2 separate regions of the Mus musculus genome follow, and region 2 is linked to region 1. A link is a loop called in an ENCODE intact Hi-C map of the cell type or tissue named here. Cell type or tissue: heart. All regions are shown on one strand. Links, peaks and the distances in the headings refer to the core of each region. The heading gives the core; the rest is flanking DNA. Region 1 overlaps Rnf38 (ring finger protein 38). Region 2 holds the start of Rnf38 (ring finger protein 38).

Region 1 (9,017 bases), core at 3,721-6,220:
AGAATGGTTAATTCATTAGAACACAGTGGGAAGGCCACCAGCTCAGGACCAGAGGCCGGGCCGGTTGGATAGGGCTTGCTATCAGGGCATCTGCCGCAGTGGGTGTGAAGATGACAGCTTAATTCCTGACAGTGTGACCATCAGAATTCAGAGGCTTCCAGTAACGATGCCTGATCTTGCATATCTACTTGGGTAGTTTTCTCCATATGAATTTCTTCAGTATTAGGACAAATGATTTTCTTGTTTTAAATTTTTGAGACAGGCTCTCAATATGCAACCCTGACTGGCCTGGAACTCACTGTGACTGTGTAATCAGACTCACCTTGATTTCGTGGAGCTTCCTAAGTGCTGGTATTAAAGATGTGTGGCATTGTGCCTGTTTAGACAAGTGGTCCTTCAAGGGCATTTTAAAATCGTGTTTTTAATGTCTTAAAATAGGAAGTGACCTTTTCCAGCTTTGAATTTTTTTTTTTTTGCCATCCAGCATACCTCCAACATGGGTACCTGTGACAACAAGTAGAAATAAGAATGTCCTTCAAGGGGCTTCCAGTTCAATGAAGGAAATGAGATGTTTAATAAAGTTGCATTATTTTTGTTATAGAAGTATTTAAACAGATAAGTACTATAGCCACAGTCTGCTTTTTTTAAAGAACAATTTTTCAGATAACCATTATTGTGATAACCTTTAGTATAAAGTAAAGCAAATTGATCTGAAAAACAAATTTTACATTTGCCATTTGATAGCACTAAGTAGCACTTCTACAAGCTTGTAATTATTGTTTATATACTGTGCTTAAAGATATATTTATAATGTTTTCCAAATTCACATAGTTGGAATGTAGTTTTTCCAAAAGCAAATTGTGAGATCTTCATGTCTTTGTGTCTGTGTGTCTATCTATCCTAATATTACAGTTGTTTTCTTCTTCATTAAAAATAAAGGCTAAGAGCCGGGCGTTGGTAGTGCACTCCTTTAATCCCAGCACTCAGGAGGCAGAGGCAGGTGATTTCTGAGTTCGAGGCCAGCCTGGTCTACAGAGTGAGTTCCAGGACAGCCAGGGCTACACAGAGAAACCCTGTTTCAAAAAACCTAAATAAATAAATAAAGGCTAAGAATCTAAAAAATTTTAATTCCATGAATAGGTTGCTAGTCAATGAATTTTTTCAAATGTTTGAAGAAAGTGTAACAGCGGTCCTACAGTCCTTCATTTGTTTCTAGAGCACAGGAGAGTGTGGGAGAGATTGATATTTTCTAAGACTAACAGAAATATTTGTAATAAAACCTGATGTAGGCATTAAATGGGAAATTATACAAGGACAAAAAATAAATGTACTAAAGAATATAAGTAGACCAAACCCATCAGTATTTAAAAAGAACAATCATAAGACCTGAATGGACTTAATGGTTCAATAGCCAAAATCTAACTAATACAGTTTATATGTTAACTAAAAAATATGATAGGAAAAGAAAATTTTGGTACAATTAAACCACCAAGTTATTTCTAACTTTCAGCAAGTTAGAAATAGAAGACTCTCCTTAAATTATTTCACTCCCTGGAAATACCCGAAAAATGCCCTGAACACTCCATACTCAAATGACCACAGTTGTCTAGTGGAGATTTGATAGGAAAAACAAGGTTGTCCCGTGGCTGTCTCCCTCTGACTGGGATGTACTTACCAGGTGGTGCAGAAGGACAGTTAAGTGGCAAGAATATGTTGGCAAGAAAAAAAAATAGTTTTGTTATTTTCAGCTGAATATAAAGAATTTAAACAGGACTTTTTATTTTTAAAAGCCTGAAGGGTTGAGATTAACTATTACAACTGAGTTAGAAAAGTCAATTGGAACAAACTTAAGAACTGAGATGTAAGATAATTACAGAACATTGTGAAGCATGATTTAAAAAAAAAAAAATTAGAGCAAATCAAAGGCTTTACCCTGCTCGGGTGCTGGAGGACTTGGCATTATCCGACTAACACTGCCTTCTCATCTCCAGGTTCAGCGAAGTCCCAATTTAAATCCCAGTTGTTCTTCTTTACAGTTACTAAAACTTTTTTATTGAAATTCAAAAGACAAGAGTGGACAAGATTTCTGAACCCAAAAATAAAATCTGTGAAGGTGATAAAGAGCGTTTTTCTTTTTGAAACTGTCTTGTACACAACCCAGGCTTGACCAGAATCCTTAATCTGCCTGCCCTTAGCATCTCAAATGCTGGGATCAGAGACGTGCTACTACACAGCTGCCAAGAAAGCCAGTTTGATGACTACCTCACCAAATCATATTCTAGCACAAGTGCTAGAAATATCTCTTAGACAAATTCCTTAATGATCTCTGTAAAGAAGTAGATAGGCAGGTATTGGAGATCCAGCTCAAGGCCTTAACATGTTAGACGTGTGTTCCAGCGCTGAGTTTCACGTAACTTAGATAACAACAGATGAACACCAAACCTGTAGCTATACTTAAAAACTTCAAGGTGGAGAAAATTAACGGTGTGTTTGTAATGTCCCAATAAAGATAGAAAAACTTGATGGCATAAGGAGGAGAATAGTTAGAGCCAAATCCTTGAGAAAATGAAACCGGATACAGAATTGGAGTGCTGTGAATTTTCATTGCGGTCAGATCTGAGCTTCTTTATGGTTCCTGTGAGGTGCTGGGTGTCTACTTTAGTGGAGGTTTGTGATGACTGCTCTTCCTCCTTTGTATTAGAAGGGTAGGGCCCCTGGGCTGAGCTCAGTTACAACTACCAGATACATTTGAAGTCCACTTCCACACGTCCCCATTTCATAGGCAGTGATCTGATAAAGGACTTCAAGAAGACAGTCACAGTTTTCACCTGACAAGAAAACCACTTCTAAAGGACAGCCTTGAAGTCCTCAAAAAGCTCTTGCCACAGCAACTTTTCTTTCAGGTGCTGGATATGCAGCTTTAAAAATGTTAGTTCACTAGTATGTACTAATTACATACATTTCCAGTGCTATACCACATGGATACTTTCTGGTATCCATGGTATAGCTCTGATACCTTCTGGGCTGTGCAGATGTAGAAAATTCTCATTACAGAAAGTGTGTGTGTGTGTGTGTGTGTGTGTGTGTGTGTGTGCGCGCGCGTGTGTGTGTGCGCGCGCTTAAAACTCTTCAACAGGGCTTTCTGCCATTGTGGAAAAAGACAGCAAGCAAAGCTTTAGCTGAAACTACTGTTGAACAACTAAGACATAATTTCTGCCCCACCACATTAGATTGTCAGTTGTCTTATGAAAAGCATGCCCCGTCACTGTGTTTTTATCTGTATCAGACTTGTGGGCTAAGAAAGCATTTAGAAGTTGGGTGTAATGGTACATGCCTTTAATCCCAGCACACTAGAGAAAGGGGCAAATGGATCTCTGTGAGTTCAAGGCCAGCCTGGTCTAAGAGTGAGTTGGGGTGGGGAGGCAAAGAAAAGAGAAGGAAACATAATGGGGGTGAAGAACTGGGGTGAGGGAATACTTCTCTTTCCAGCTTCCCTTTGTATTAGAATTATGCAAGAATTGCTAGAACTTTGCTTCAACAGTTGCTAAGCACCTGAAATAGTGAGCCTTGGAGTTAGTCACAATAGAGCAGTGGTGCTCTGGTACTGGTTGACAGATGTACATAATTATCATATGGTGTTGTTCCTAAACAATGTATATGATCCAAGAAGATCCTGAAACATTTTAGTGTTGATTTTCTTACCCGAGGCCACTGAGACTCAGAGAAGGAAGAAGGGAAGGGTTAAGCCCTCTAGAGGTTTGATTGCTTTCCCTTTTCTGCCCTTTTACCCCACCCCCTCCTGTTTATTCTTAGCCTCCTCCTACACCCACCTTCTTTCTTCGACTCTAGGTTTTAGACCGGATTTTGATACAGTAGACCAGGCGGACCTAAAGCTCCTATTCGTCCTCTTTCTCAGCTTTCCCAGGGTTTGAGCCCGCCATGCCCAGCTCAGTCTGAGTTTTCTGTTCACCGATCCTTTAACTTTTAATAAACTTTTAAAGAAACTTCTAATTTCTACTTAAAAAGCCTACTTTTCCATAATTTCCAATGGTATTGAACAATTCTTTTCCTTGTATTTACTGAGCCAATATAGGGTTTATGTTCTCTATTGGATCTTCACCCCAATAGTGAGCTGAGGCTTCATTTAGTATTCGAACTTAACTTCCTATCTCAGCAAAGTCACAGAATCTGTCACCGTCGTCCTGAGGGTTGGACAAGTTAGATACAAGCCTGCTTGTTTTGTTTTGAAACCACGTGTCTACATCAGTAAAAGTTCCTGCATCTTAGGTCATGTAAATACATACTATATTGTGAGGTTTACTGCTCTACTGCTGACTTTTAGAGTTGCTGGCGGGAGCGAGAGCTGCCGCCGGGCTAGGCACTCCCTGCGTTGGGAGACGCTGCCCCACCTCCCCACCTTCGCCGCCCGAGCAAGCCGAGCGAGTGAGCTTGGGCGGGGCTGCGCAGGGGCGCTGCGCACCGGCTCTGTTGCCGGAACTGGCCCGAGCGGCCTGGACGTGCGCGGCCCCGCCCCCGCGGGTGGAAACAAAGGGGGCTCGGCGCGGGGGAAGAGGCGGAGCTACCCGGCGATCCTGCGCTTGGCTGGCTAGGTTTGTGCGGGCAAGGGGAGGGGAGGGGAGGGGAGGGGAGGGGAGGGGAGGGGAGGGGAGGGGAGGGGAGGGGAGGGGAGGGGAGGGGAGGGGAGGGGAGGGGAGGGGAGGGGAGGGGAGGGGAGGGGCGGGCGTCCGGAACTCCGAGGTGGGAGGCTGTCGAGTTCTGCGGTTCGAAGCGTAGCGCTTGGGGTATCGCCTGCGCGCGCAGCGCAATTCACTGCGCCGGCGCGGCCCGCGCGGGTCCGCGAGCGCTGACAAGGGGTGCAGTGGGGTGGGCTGGGGCGGGGCCCCTCGTGCGGCTGGCGGGCGTGCCTCCGGAGGCCGGGGCGGTTGGGACGGCGGGCAGAAAAGATGGGGCTTCCCAGGCGCTAGTCGGCTCCTTCGGCGCAGGGCGTGGAGCCGTGGGTTTCTGGAGAGGCGCGTGTGATGGTGCCAAGAGGAAGGAAGCGCCGTGACAGCGCCTCAGTCGGAACCCGGGTTCCGAGGGCAAGGACGATCGGGGACGGCGGCCCTGGCGAGCTGGCCGCCGGCGGGGCGAGCAGTCACAATAGGAGGCGGCGGCCCGGCCGGGAGCGGTGGGAGCAGCCCCGCAGGGCGGAGCCTCCCCTCGCAGGTACTGGCGGCGACGGCCGTTGGCTCCCGCGCGAGGGCGGTACTGGCCGCGGGAGGTTGGGAGCCGGCGGGCCGCGCTCGGCGGACGTTTCCCGGCAGCCTGGCGCTCTTTGTTCCCGCGGCGGCGGGGAGCCGGCCCGCCCCTGCCTGGACGAGACGCAGGTGAAGTGATGATGTCACTTGGGAGAACTCAGAACCCGGTTGGAGGGGTCCTCTCTCGCGGCCTTCTACCTCCGCGGGTTTCTGGACGGGCTCCGTTTTGTTCTCAGTGGATGGAAGTTCTTCCTTTCAGGGCTGAAGAATGAGAGAGGTTGGTTTTTGAAACAGGAGTTTTTCGGGTTACCGAAAGCCAACGAGAACTAAGTTGTTGGTTTTTTTTCCCCTATATATGATCCAACGAGGACAACGCTTTTGTGTTAGAGGCCATTCAGTAAAAGTTGAACGTGCTAATTCTTTTACCATAGAGTTGAATACTTAAATATAATCGTTGGATAGCGATTTCTTTCCTTATACGAGGTGGATATTGAAATGTATTCAGCGCTCATACATGACTCTTGGAATTCTTAAGTCTGCCGAATACTGCCTGTTTTGCAGATACTATTGTAGTAACATTTACTTAACGAAGTTTCTTTAACTAGCATGCAACTTTGTAACCAGGATTTAAGGAATTCCAATTACATTTGAATCATAGTCGAAAAATAAACTTGTGGTTCATTTTGGGGAACACACTGTCTAATGGCGAAATCCAACTTACTTGAAAAATGACAAGATCAAACGTGTTGGGTTTCTTGCGGAAATAAGTAACACTCAAAGATGACAATTTTGAGTGGGAATTGTCCTCTTGAGATAGTTCCTTTTACTTTAGAAACATACTAGTATATATGTATTTTGCCTTTAGAAAACCTGCTTATCCTAAGCCTGTTGATTATAAGGTTCTACTTTAAAGTCAATTCTTTAGTTTTATGTAGGAGTAAGTACTACTTTTTCTACAAGCTCTGGAGGACTCAAAGGATAGTATTAGGTTCTGCTCTAAGAGATCTTGGCCTCACATTCTCTGTAAGTTAAGAAAGAATTGTATTTAAACCCTCTGATCCTTCCACCAGTGGTGTATTACATTCCAAAAGGTAGTTGGCTGTGTTTCTACGCTTGTTAAAGTTTATGCCCATCTTGATTCTTTTAAAAATGTTTTTAACAATAAATATGTTTGGACAACTTGCCCTATTTGGTTGGGTGCCTCTGCCTCATGTGTTCTGGAGGTTGATAAGTCTCCAGCTTTGCTGCAAGCACCTTCACCTGCTGAGCCATTTCATCGGGCCTTATCCTTAACTAAGTTGGTAAATATTAATCTACGTATGTATAAATTCTTTTCTTTACTAGAGCAGTCTGATTTTTGACAAAGATTGGAACAAATCTACTAAGGGAGTCTGTAAGCATTAGATAGATCTATTGTCTCTCTTTGCCCCAGCATTGGATAAGTCTTAGTTAACACTGCCAGGCACTGTGATTATATTTTTATTTAGCTTAATGTGGGTGAGAAGCCTTTAAAATAAAAATCTCCAAAATGGTTAGATCCTTGAGCAGTGTAGAAAGACTGTTAGTCAAGATGTTTATCTTTAGTTCTATCTGTTTTGTATTTTGTGCTGCCATTAGTTTGGAGCACTGTTTTGTAATCTCTCTTACTGGAAAGGTAGGTAGTTCTTGATTAGTCTTGATTGTTGCATGGTGTCTCTGGTGCTGTTTACAAATTTTCTGCTTGTTTTTCAGTTAGGTGCATATATGAATATAACTGCTTCATTTCATAGATTGCTTTCAGTTTTCTCTGCAGGGAACATAAGCATTGCAGTATTAATTTGTACATACAGTTCTGGTTCTATCCCATCTATCAGAAGATATTAAATACCTATTATGACATTGGCTAAAGGAACAAAATGATTGAATTCTTTGTAGTAAATGAAAGAGAAATTTAAACAAATGAAGTACAGGGGTGATGTACACATTCTCATTTCCTCCCAGTTTGTCTGTCTATACTATACTACTTAGTTGTGTCTTAGTTGTGTCTTACCATTGTGCTATGGAACTCTGGACTGGGAAAAGGAGAGGGAGCAAGTAGTCTTTAGTTGTTTTTTACCAACCTTGGTTTTGAGTGATTCCCAAAAGACATAGATCTACTTAGTTTGTCTTAAATCAAGAATGGGAATAAGTTTTACTTAGCACCCCCATGTTTACCCCAATTAGTGTCTAGTGGCTTCTCAAAAATGGCACACACAGATAGTGCTGAGAGGTCAGAGGACAGCCTTAGGTATTCATTCATACCTACTGTCTTGAGACAGGCGCTCTTGCCCACTGCTGTATACACCAGGCTAACTGGCTGGTGAATTTCATGGAGTCTCCTGTCTGTTGCTCAGTTTACCACAGGAGCACTGGGATGCATTACTATTCTTCCTGACTTTATATGGATTCTGGGGATTGGACCTCAAGTCCTCATGCTTGTGAGCCAAGCAAATTATCCTGAGCCATCTCTCCAGCACTCCAAGTTTTATTAGCCTGTTTAATTGTGAGCAGATTTATAATAAACTTGTGACATAATCCAGCAAAGCTGACTGTTGTATCATTCGATTAGTTTGGGAGATTTATTCTCTCAATGAGTAGAGTATATTACACTTCTAGGTAATCGCAACAGCACTAAACACAGATTATGGTTTTTGAACTAAAATTTATCTCAGCTTTATGGCACATGTTTAGTCATACTTTTGTTCTAAACTTGTTTATTGAGACAAGATCTCTTACAGACCAGATTGGCCTCATTTCCGGTGTAGCTGAGGTTGACTTTGAATTTCTGGCTCTCCAGAGTTCTAGAATTACAGTTTTGTGCTGCCATACTACAACTGTGTTGGAACATTTACGGGTTTACAGGATTTTGACCTCTTTTGCTGCAGAGCACATATTTTAGATTCAATGGCTTTGTGATTTTGCTTTTTATCGACCAATTTATTACATTTATTTCCAATTTGGTGGGACTGGGGAACCACTGTGTTAAATTAAGTCAGACAAATATCACATGCTTTCTCTGATGAGAGACAAGGAACAAAGAGTGGGGGACATGTAAGACAGGAAGGCGGGCATAAAGGATAACATACATGTATAGAAGAAATGTCACAATTGATTATATCAATTTATAATAAAGAAATTTGTTGACAGGATTTCAGAAAAATCCACCAAGGAATAAAAAGTGATTAAGCAAAGAAATTACTGATAAAAATTGTAAATTTAAACATTTACATTTATCTTATGTGTTTGCCTCACCTGTGCCAGGGGTACATGTGGATCCTAGGGATTGAAGTCAGGTTTCAGGCAACATAATTTGTAAAAAGTACATTATTGAGTACTATCCTGGAAGTTGTGGTGTACATCCTTAATACCTAGGAGTCTGAGGCAGGATGCTTGGGAGTTTAAGGTCATCCTCTGTCTTAAAAACAGACAAAAAAGCTGGCACAGAAGACTGTTAAATCTCTCCATTTTTATGAAAAAAAAAAAAACAAAAACTGAATATAGTAGAAAGCTGCCATTAGAAACCATTTTAGAAGGAACAGTGTTTCCTTAAATCCTATTAGCACAATAGTGCAACTGTGCTAATCTCTAAGACAAGGATTAAATTGTTATTGATGTTATTAGCTGCCCAAAGTATCATAAACTACTAATGCCCTGATGCTTGAAAGGCATATGTAAACGTTAGTCTTACTTTCCAGCTACACCGGGTGAGTTTGCCATCTAGTTACCTGTAAACAAACACTA
Region 2 (9,017 bases), core at 3,187-5,686, 65 kb before region 1:
CAGGGTTTCTCTGTATAGCCCTGGCTGTCCTGGAACTCACTTTGTAGATCAGGCTGGCCTCGAACTCAGAAATCTGCCTGCCTCTGCCTCTCAAGTGCTGAGATTAAAGGCCTGTCCCACCACCGCTGGGCTACATTTTTTATTACAAAATTATTACATTTAAGTGTTTGTGTGGGTGGGTAGGTTGGGGGGTGGCGTGAGTGCACGCTATGAAGGCTGTGTGGAAGTCAGAGGACAACTTGCTGGAGCCAATTCTGTCCTTTCACATGGGTCCTCGGAGAATGGTGCTTTGGGTGTGGGGTTTGTCATCTCCACAGCCTATGGGGTTTATGTTGTAAAACGTTTCGCACGTGAGAGGAGCATGTAGTACTTGTCTCAACATGATGTCTTCCAGATCCACTTCTTTAGCTGCACATGGTGAGCTTCTGTTGTTCTTTACAGATGAATAATGCTGCACTGTGTACATATCCAGCATTTCAACTCCCCAGTTTGGGGGTTGGGGGTTTAGCTAGGTGGTAGAGAGCTAGCATAGCAAACGCAAGGTCATGGGTTCAGTCCTCAGCGCTGAAAAATAAAACAAAAATAAACAAACAAACAAAAAACCCCAAAATAACCAAAAGATCAACTTCCCAGTTTGATCTCCTCACAATCTTTTCTTCCTTCTGACCTCTGCAGCACCTCCTTAGTGATCAACCCTATTGATCTCTTACACCTGCGGGTTTTCTACACCCATAGATTTAGTCTCTCTCACTAATCACCAATGGAGAATGGCCAGTGGGCCACAGCAGGCAGGAGGGCCCAGGCTTTCATGATGTCTTAGGGGGTGTGGCGATGACTCAGGGCTTTTGGGCCCTCTCTCATTTCTTCCTGGTCTCAAGGCATCCTTTGATGGGTTCTTTGGGCTGACTAGACTACACTGCTAGTCTGTTCTTTCTCTTTAGGGTGGTCACTTAAGACATTTGCTCTAGCTTGGAGCTGTAAGAGATGACTCTGGGGTGTTGACTGTGGGGATAAAAAGAGACTAACCTGGCTGGGTGGTGGTGGCTCACGCCTTTAAGTCACAGCACTCAGGATACAGAGGCAGACAGATGAGTTCAAGGCCAGCCTGGTCTACAGCCTGAGTTCCAGGTCAGCCAGGGCTACACAGAGGAAACCCTGTTTTGAAAAACAAACAAAACAACAATAACAACAAAAACAGGGTAAACAATGCTCAAGATGGCTGCGATTCATGAAAGGGACGATGCCTCTGGACAGTAGTTTACAGATGTTCTTCAGTGGCCTTATTAGGATGGAGGCCCTGGCCTGAAAATACATTATCTGACTCTCCTGTGACAAGAAACTCAGGGATGAAATGCAGGAAAATTTAGGTCCTTTGGTCAAAGATAATCTCACTGTGTTTCAGTACAGCTTCCCCGAGCTGTCCTTCTTGGTGAACTACTCATCCTTAAGATCTTTTTTATTTTATTTTATTTTATTTTGGTTTTTCGAGACAGGGTTTCTCTGTATAGCCCTGGCTGTCCTGGAGCTCATTTTGTAGACCAGGCTGGCCTCGAACTCAGAAATCCGCCTGCCTCTGCCTCCTGAGTGCTGGGATTAAAGGCGTGTGCCACCACGTCCGGCTCTTAAGATCTTTAAAAGGTTTGTTGTTGTTGTGTGTGTGTGTGTGTGGTTTTTTTTTGTTTTGTTTTGTTTTTGTTTTTTGAGATAGGTTCTGTGTAGCTCAGAAATTTGACTACAAATATCTCAAGTGACCAAGAATGATCTTCTCTGATGCAATTATCATCCATAACTTCTAAGACTCTCTGACCTCCAAGGAGATTGCAAGCTCTCTGAAGGCCTGGACAATATCGTTATTATCGTCGTAGCTTCATTTCTGAGCACCGCTAATGACCGGATAGATGAAAGACAATGCATCATCTAGTGTCAACTGCGGACTTGGAAATGTCTGTTGCCAAAGATCGTCTGCTTTGCCCTCCCAGTCTTTCTTTGCATGGTGCAGGGAAAAAGCTGAGGCTAATTTTTATTAAAACAATCTAGCCAGCAGCTTAGCTGCACCCTTACCCACATGCCTGTACTTAGAGACTCTACTCAGCACATGGTTGGGTTTATTTTGCTCTTCCATGGATAACGCCGAGAGCCAGAGAATGATGGGAAGATAATCGGTTCAGCCGCCAACATCGCATTTGAGAAAAGAGGGCAGACCGGGGGGAGGGGGAATGATGGTGTTTTGAATCCTCAGAAATCTTCCCCAAATAATAGGAAAGCCTTCAGTACAGCTCCGAATGTTTCCTCACTTCGAAGCCTCTTCCTCTTCTGAGATTAGGCCCAGTTGCCTGGACGGCTTCCTGTCAGGGCTTTCCCGACAAGGGTATTTAAAGTGAGAAAGAGGAAGAGAAAGTCGGAGACAGGGGCGAGGACCACCGCTGAGTCGGACTGGCTTCTGCTGGGAATTCAAGATGGGTCTCCAGGACTCAGGGAAGGGCGCTCGTTCATCTCCAACTCTTGCGTCTCCGCCTCTGCGGTTCTCTAGGGCTCCGCGGAGACTGATCTATCACCAATCAGCCTCAGAAGCGAAGAGAGAGTTTCTTTCCTAAGTGTCTCAAAAGCACAAACTTTGAGGAGACAACCGGGAGGGAGGACCGACGTGCAGGGGGCAGAGGCAGGAAGCAAGCAGGCAGGCAGGCGCAGGGAAGGCAGAGGAACGCCCGGCAGGCTGAGGCTAACCGGGGCGGACCGGGGTACACTCCCCAGCGCAGACACCGCCCGAGGCAGCAGAGCGGCAGGGCCTGCGCAGCGGTCGGCCTGGCCTCCGAGGCCCGCGGCCGCGCCCCGGAGGCGGGCCGGGGGCGGGGCAGCACCGGGCTGGGGCGCAGATGCCGAGAGCTTTGGCCCGGGCCTCCCCGCTTGGGCGGGCCGCGGCTGCTGAGGATCCCCCTAGACGCCGCCCGGGAGCCACGGCCCGGAGCCCAGCGCTCATTGGCGGCGCGGCGCGGTCTCCCCGCCCCCCGGCGTCCCCGCCCCCTCCGCCGCCGCCGCCGCCGCGGCTCGGCTCCGCCTCCTGGCCCGCCGGGAGCCGCCTCCGTCGCCGCCACAGCCTCCTTCGCCGCCGGTCCGGGCCCAGCCAGCGCCCGCCGCGCCGGAGTCGAGTCGCAGTCCGAGCCGCTGCCCGCGGCCCCGCCATGAGCGGAAGCGCCGCCGCCGCGGTCGCGGTCGCCGCCGCCGCCGCCGCCTCAGCCGCCGCCGCCGCGCACTTCCAGCCTCGGTCGTCGTCTCCCAGGCCGGGGCCCGCCGAGCTCGGGCCCCCCCGCCGCCCGCGCCCCCCGCCGCCCCCGCCGCCGCCCCGGCCCGAGCCCATCACCGCCGGCCGCCTTAGCCCTCCGGGCCACGGGCCTCTTCGGAGCGGGGCGCAGGGTGTCGGTGCCTGCGGCAGAGCGCCCGGAGCAGGTACGGGGTCTGCCGGCGAGGCGGGGCGGGGCGGGGCGGGCTGTGCGGGGAGGGGTGAGGGTCAGTCCGGGGCAAGGGGTCCCGCGGAGAGGGAGGAGCCTTGCCCGCCACAGCTTTGTCCAGCCCGGGAGACCCCGGGAGCCCTGCTCCTCCGCCGGGCAGAGCGCCTCACAAAGCGTTTTCGCACCCGCTGGGCAGCCCCTTCCTGCGGGGTGGGCAGGGCAGGACCTCGTGAGGAATCGGCTCTGCCGGGGAGGAAACTGAGGCTTACCGGGGGAAGTGACTTGCCCAAGGTCACAAAGCCAGCTAGAGTCGTGTCTTGGCTGAGAACCAGGGCCACCCTGGAGCTGGCGCGGGCCGTCAGCCGAGGGGGCTGGGAGGAGGAGGCAGAGTCCCCAGCCCCTGAGTCTGGAGTGGTAGGAAGAAGGGGGTTGGGGCCTGCGCCCTGGCACACCCACCAGGGTAGCTAACCTATGCTAAGCTGACCAGGACAGGTAGGAAGGAGAAACAGGAGCTGCCTCGGGAGCTTAGTGCCCTGGGGAGCCGATTTTGGGAGCTGGAGCGAGCAGGACTCCTGCCGGGGGCGGGGAGGGGGATGTGCTCCGAGAGGGTTTTATTGAGGTAGTGGAGTAGAGCTTTGGAAACTTGACTCGGGGACCGTTTGGCCCTCTCCAGGTCAGCCTTCTCACTACTGCATAGGCTAAGCCAGCCCAGCGGGAATGAAAGGGAAGGAGGCCTGTTTATACAGTGTCTTTTTCCAGGAAATTGCCCGAGTTTTGTTTATGCCCGGAACAGAAATACATAACTGGTCCTGGTAAAAGCATGCATGCGACAGAAGGCCATCCGAGCCTTTTCTAGATGGTCTGGACTTAACACACTTGGAGAATTCTCTGAGGAAGAGCAGCTGTCCTAGAAGGGGGAAGGAAGTTGGGAGGGTTAGGACAACTCACCCTCCTGCCTGCTTTACAATTCAGGAGGAATCCATTCTTACTTGGGGTGATTAGGCGAGTTGCTTTTACTCTGCGTGCATCTTAGAAAAGGCGAGGGGATAATAATTATTTCCAGAGGAGAAAGCAATGGAAGGATAGCAGGCAATGAGGAAAGATCAGTAGAAGCTGTGGAATGGGGAAAAAGAGAGGGTATGTAGTTATTGTGGGGGAAGGGAGATAAAGGGATTGCTGAAGGGGAGGGAGGAGAGCAGATAGCTTAGAGAAAAAGACTGGGATGCTTCCAAAAGGCAAGCAAAGCAAATAGGGTAAGTTTGAAGTGAGCCTCTTCAAGCTGAGCGCTGTCTACAATATAGAGTTTTCCTATGGGTCTGACATAATTTTGTGTGTGGTTTTTTTTTTTTTTTTTTTTTTTGGTTTTGTTTTGGTAAGGACAGTTGTAATATGTTATAGACTCATGCTGCCCTTAACTTCACCTACTTTCTTCATTCTCATCCCTAAGGATACAGACCCTAGAGTGCCTAAGGTATTGTCTTGAAAGTAAGGCTTGACAAAAGAAGGAAGAGAAAGACTAATTAGCAAGTGAATTAATTAAGGCCTTTTCTCCAGATTGATTCCTTAAAGTCAGCTGTTTCTTTACTGTCCTGCACTGTACCTGAGCTTTCTGTCTTGGGTGCTGTTGGAAGGCTGCTTTGGGGTTGTGGTCCCAGCACTAGGAAGACTGAGGGATTAAGAGTTTCAGGCCAGCTGGTCACCGCAGCAAGTGGGAAGCCTGGTCAATTTAGGAAAAATCCTAGGATTTTGTTACAGATTTGCATGTGTGTATGTGTGTGTGTGTGTGTGTGTGTGTGTGTATGTATGTATGTATGTATGTGTTTAAAGATTTATTTATTTATCTATTTATCTACTTATTTGTGTGTTTTCAAGATAGGGTTTTTCTAAGCCTTCCCTAGCTGTCCTGGACTTGCATTGTAGACTAGGCTGGCATCGAACTCACAGATCCACCTACCTCTGCCTCCTGAGTGGAAGGACTAAAAAGACTTGTGCTGCCACACCTGGTTAATAGGTTTATTTTGCATGTGTGAGCGTTTTGTCTGCAGGTGTTTATGTATGTGCATCACATGAAGGCCAGATTAGAGTGTCAGAAACTCTGGAAGTCCAGTTACAGGCTGTTGTGAGCCTTCATTTGGGTGCTAGGGTCTGAGCCTCGGCCCTTTTCAAGTGTAGCCAGTGATCATAACTGCTGAGCCTCAAAATCCTGTTTTGAAATGTAATAGAAGGGAGAGTGCTTGTCTAGTACCTTTCAGGCCCTGGGTTTTATTCCTAATAGTACAAACAAACTGTGACTATAAGAAACACATTTAGCATGTATTTCCACCTATATGTATATGTGTGTGTGTGTGTGTGTGTGTGTGTATGAACATTTATTTGTCAAAGACTTGTAATCAGACAAATGTAAATTGAACAGCAATATATGCTATTTCATTCCTGTCAGCCAGGCAGAACTTAAATGTTCTGGTGAGCATTAGTAAGATTGTAGAGAAATAATAAACTTCTGTTGCTTTGTTGTTGTGCTAAGGGTAGGACCCAGCCTCCTATATGCTAAGCAAGTCCTCTGTCACAGAACTATAGCTCTAGCCCTGTGGGAGATGGGAAATACTTTTAAAAACAGGGCCCCACTGTGTAGTCTTGGCTGTCCTGGAACTTGCTATGTAGACCAAGTTGGCCTTGAACTCACAGAGATGCACCTTCCCTAATTCCTGACTTGACTGCTAGGATTAATAAACTGTACTTTTATATACTGTTAATGGGAACGGAACTGTGTGCAACCACCTTGGAGAGTAGTAGTAGTGTAACAAATAGCTAGTTAAAAGCTGGTTGACGTACCTATCTATCTAAAATGGGTAAAGACAATAATAAATACAAGAGAAGTACAAGAATCTTATTCCAGGGGCTGGAGAAAAGGGTCAGTGAGTAAGAACACTGTTCTTCCAGAGGCCCTGGGTTCAAATCCCAGCACCCACATGGCAGCTCACAACTGTGTGTAACTTCAGGATCTGACACCCTCACACAGACATATATACAGACAAAACATCAATGCATATAAAATAAAATATATATATATATATATATATATATAATTCCAGCTCATATATGGCACCAGTAGGGCCATATAAACTTTTAGAAAGACCCTTGCACAGTCTGAAGAGATATCTTACTAGGTGAAGTGCTTTCTATGAAAGCATGAAGACCCAAAGCCAGCTGTGGCAGTGTTTGCCTTCAACCCTCGTCTTGCGAGGTAGTGTGGAGGCAGCTGCACCCTGTAGATTTAATAGCTACAGTCAGTGAGAGACTCAGCCTCAAGAAAATAAGGTGAATAGCGGTAGAGAAAGATGCCTAAACTGCCTCTCGCATCCACATGAGCAGGTGTGTGCAGGAGTACCTGTGAACACTGCAATCATTGAACAGTGAACGCACACGCCCAGGGCCCCCACACAGCTGAATATTACAGCTCTTCGAGGACATAAATAAAAGCATCAATGGTGTCACATACCTGTAATTCTAATAGTTTGGAGGTGGAACAAGTTCAAGGCCAGCATGGGCAACTAAAAAACTTATCTCAACCTGCCACCTCAGTAAATTATAGCTAATGTATCACAAATGGATGTATATTAAAAACCTGATATGTTTTGGGGGAGCAACTCCCAGAAGAATTTTTACAGAAATTTTCCACTTGTGTATTTTGAAAACTCAAAACTATTTGTGGTTATATACATACATAGTAATGTAAACACATGTGTCGGGACTGCAAAAATTCACAAGTAGTACTTATCTCTGGGTAGAGAAGGTGGAGCATGGGATAAGACTGGTATGCAAAGGGCTCTGATTGTACTTAATATTACTTAAATTCAGATCAGGAAATTGCAAATTAAGATTTGTTAGTGTTGGATGTGAGTTATAGAGATTAAATATATTATTCATATATTATTCTAAATATTTTTCAGATGTCTGAAATATTTCTCAGATGTCTGAAATATTTCTCAGATGTCTCTCATTTTCTTGTTTATAGAACATAAAGTTTTGTCCTATAGTGCTGGATCTGTAACTACAGCATCTACTCCAGCGTAGTCTGTTAGGCCCCGGGCCCTGGCCTCCAGGCCCCGGGCTTCTTTTTTTACTTTTTCTGACCTGTAACCTAGTTTTGCTGTGAGTAAAGAGAAAAAAGTTTGTTATTATTTTTAATTAAAAAAATATAAGTATGGGTGTTTTGTCTGCATGAATGACTGTATAGCATAGCATATCTGGTGTCTAGGGCTAGAAGAGGGCATTGCATCCCCTGGAACTGTAGTTTCATTGTAAGGAGCTACGTGAGTTCTGGAAAGCATGGATAAGTTCTCAACTGCTGAACCTTTTTTCTAGCCATGGGTAATTTCTATTTTGGAATTTATTTTATTCTGGAGAACATAGAGGATTCTCTAAATTTTCTAGAGGACCTAGATCAGCAGTTGGAGCTTTGTCAAAGATGACACTGCTCCGGCACGTTCTGACTTACCAGGTAGACAATAGGCCCAGCCACCCGAGTCACGGGCTCACTTGCTAGAGTTTGAGGCCCTGTTTCAGATTTGCCAGAGCCCAGCCTCTAGGCCCTTCCCCAGGCTGTGCTTTGTTCCTGCTCCATGACTGGGTATGATTTGAACCATGTGATATTTATCACTTTGAGACCGGGTCCTTTCAGTTCAGGCCAGCCTTCTTCTCCATGTCCATGCCGCCAGCTTCTGAGTACAGGCATAGGCCATCAAAATACTTCCTTCCTTTGTGGAGCATAAAGGAATGACATAGGAGCTGCTTGGGAAATGGCTTATGGGTAAAGTGCTTGCCGAGCAAGCCTGGAGACCACAGTTCAGATCCTTTGCACCAGGTAAATGACAGGCAGCTGCCTATAATCCCAGTGCTTGGGAGTTAGAGAGAGAGAGGATGCCCCAAATAAGCTGGCTAGCTAGACTAGCCAAATTGTCAAGCTTTAGGTTCAAGTGAGAGACCCAAAGTGGAGAGTGATGTAAGAAGACACACAGTGCCAACCTCTGTCTGCCATATGAATGTATTCACACTTGGACATACCTGCATTCCCGCCATTGGAACATGTATATGTGGGCATGCATACCACACACACACACAATACTCATTATAGTGGTGGCTCACACCTTTATTCCCAGCACTTGGGAGGCAGAGGCAGGTGGCTCTATGTGAGTTTGAAGCCAGCCTGGTCTACAGAATGAGTTCCAGGTCAGCCAGGGCAGAGGAAAAAAAAAAAAAGGAAATAAATAAAGAAAAGAAAACTGCTAAAGGTAGGATTGAATGTCATTAACCATAGCCTGTTCTTTAACTCACTTTCTTCTAGAGGTAGTCTCACGTGTTTCGGGCTAGCACTGAACTGGTTTTGCAGCTGAGGATGACCTTGAACTTCTAGTCTTTTTGCTTACACCTTAATGGTGGGAGTGCTGGGATTCTAGGCCTGCACCAAATCCATTTTATGCTGTGTTGGTGCTTGGTGCATGTAGGCGGATACTTAACCAAATAAGCTATGTCCCCAATATTCTTGCTATTTTTTTGTGTGTGACAGGGTCT

The links. Hi-C counts contacts between places; a loop is a spot of excess contacts. Peaks named below come from ENCODE experiments on the same cell type or tissue, not always from the same donor. Only the 100,000 strongest peaks of a DNase experiment are listed, where the experiment ranks them.
Region 2: a loop joins it to region 1, with 9 times the contacts of the local background. A loop is called at or near these places in 12 of 42 quality-filtered maps.

The regions. Positions count from the first base shown.
Region 1 is chr4:44,163,836-44,172,852 of GRCm38, reverse strand. All of the region lies in intron 2 of Rnf38 (ring finger protein 38), which reads left to right. Among named protein-coding and RNA genes, the nearest start is that of Mir5106, 53 kb to the left of the region's middle. In heart, for the core only: a CTCF peak has its summit at 5,246; DNase peaks (open chromatin) are centred at 4,452 and 4,842; H3K4me3 peaks cover 2,500 bases; H3K27ac peaks cover 1,964 bases.
Region 2 is chr4:44,227,970-44,236,986 of GRCm38, reverse strand. It overlaps Rnf38 (ring finger protein 38), which reads left to right and starts at 3,082. Exons shown (of 12, transcript NM_001379580.1): 1 at 3,082-3,444. The coding sequence starts at 3,180. In heart, for the core only: a CTCF peak has its summit at 4,127; DNase peaks (open chromatin) are centred at 3,566 and 3,926; H3K4me3 peaks cover 1,585 bases; H3K27ac peaks cover 1,290 bases.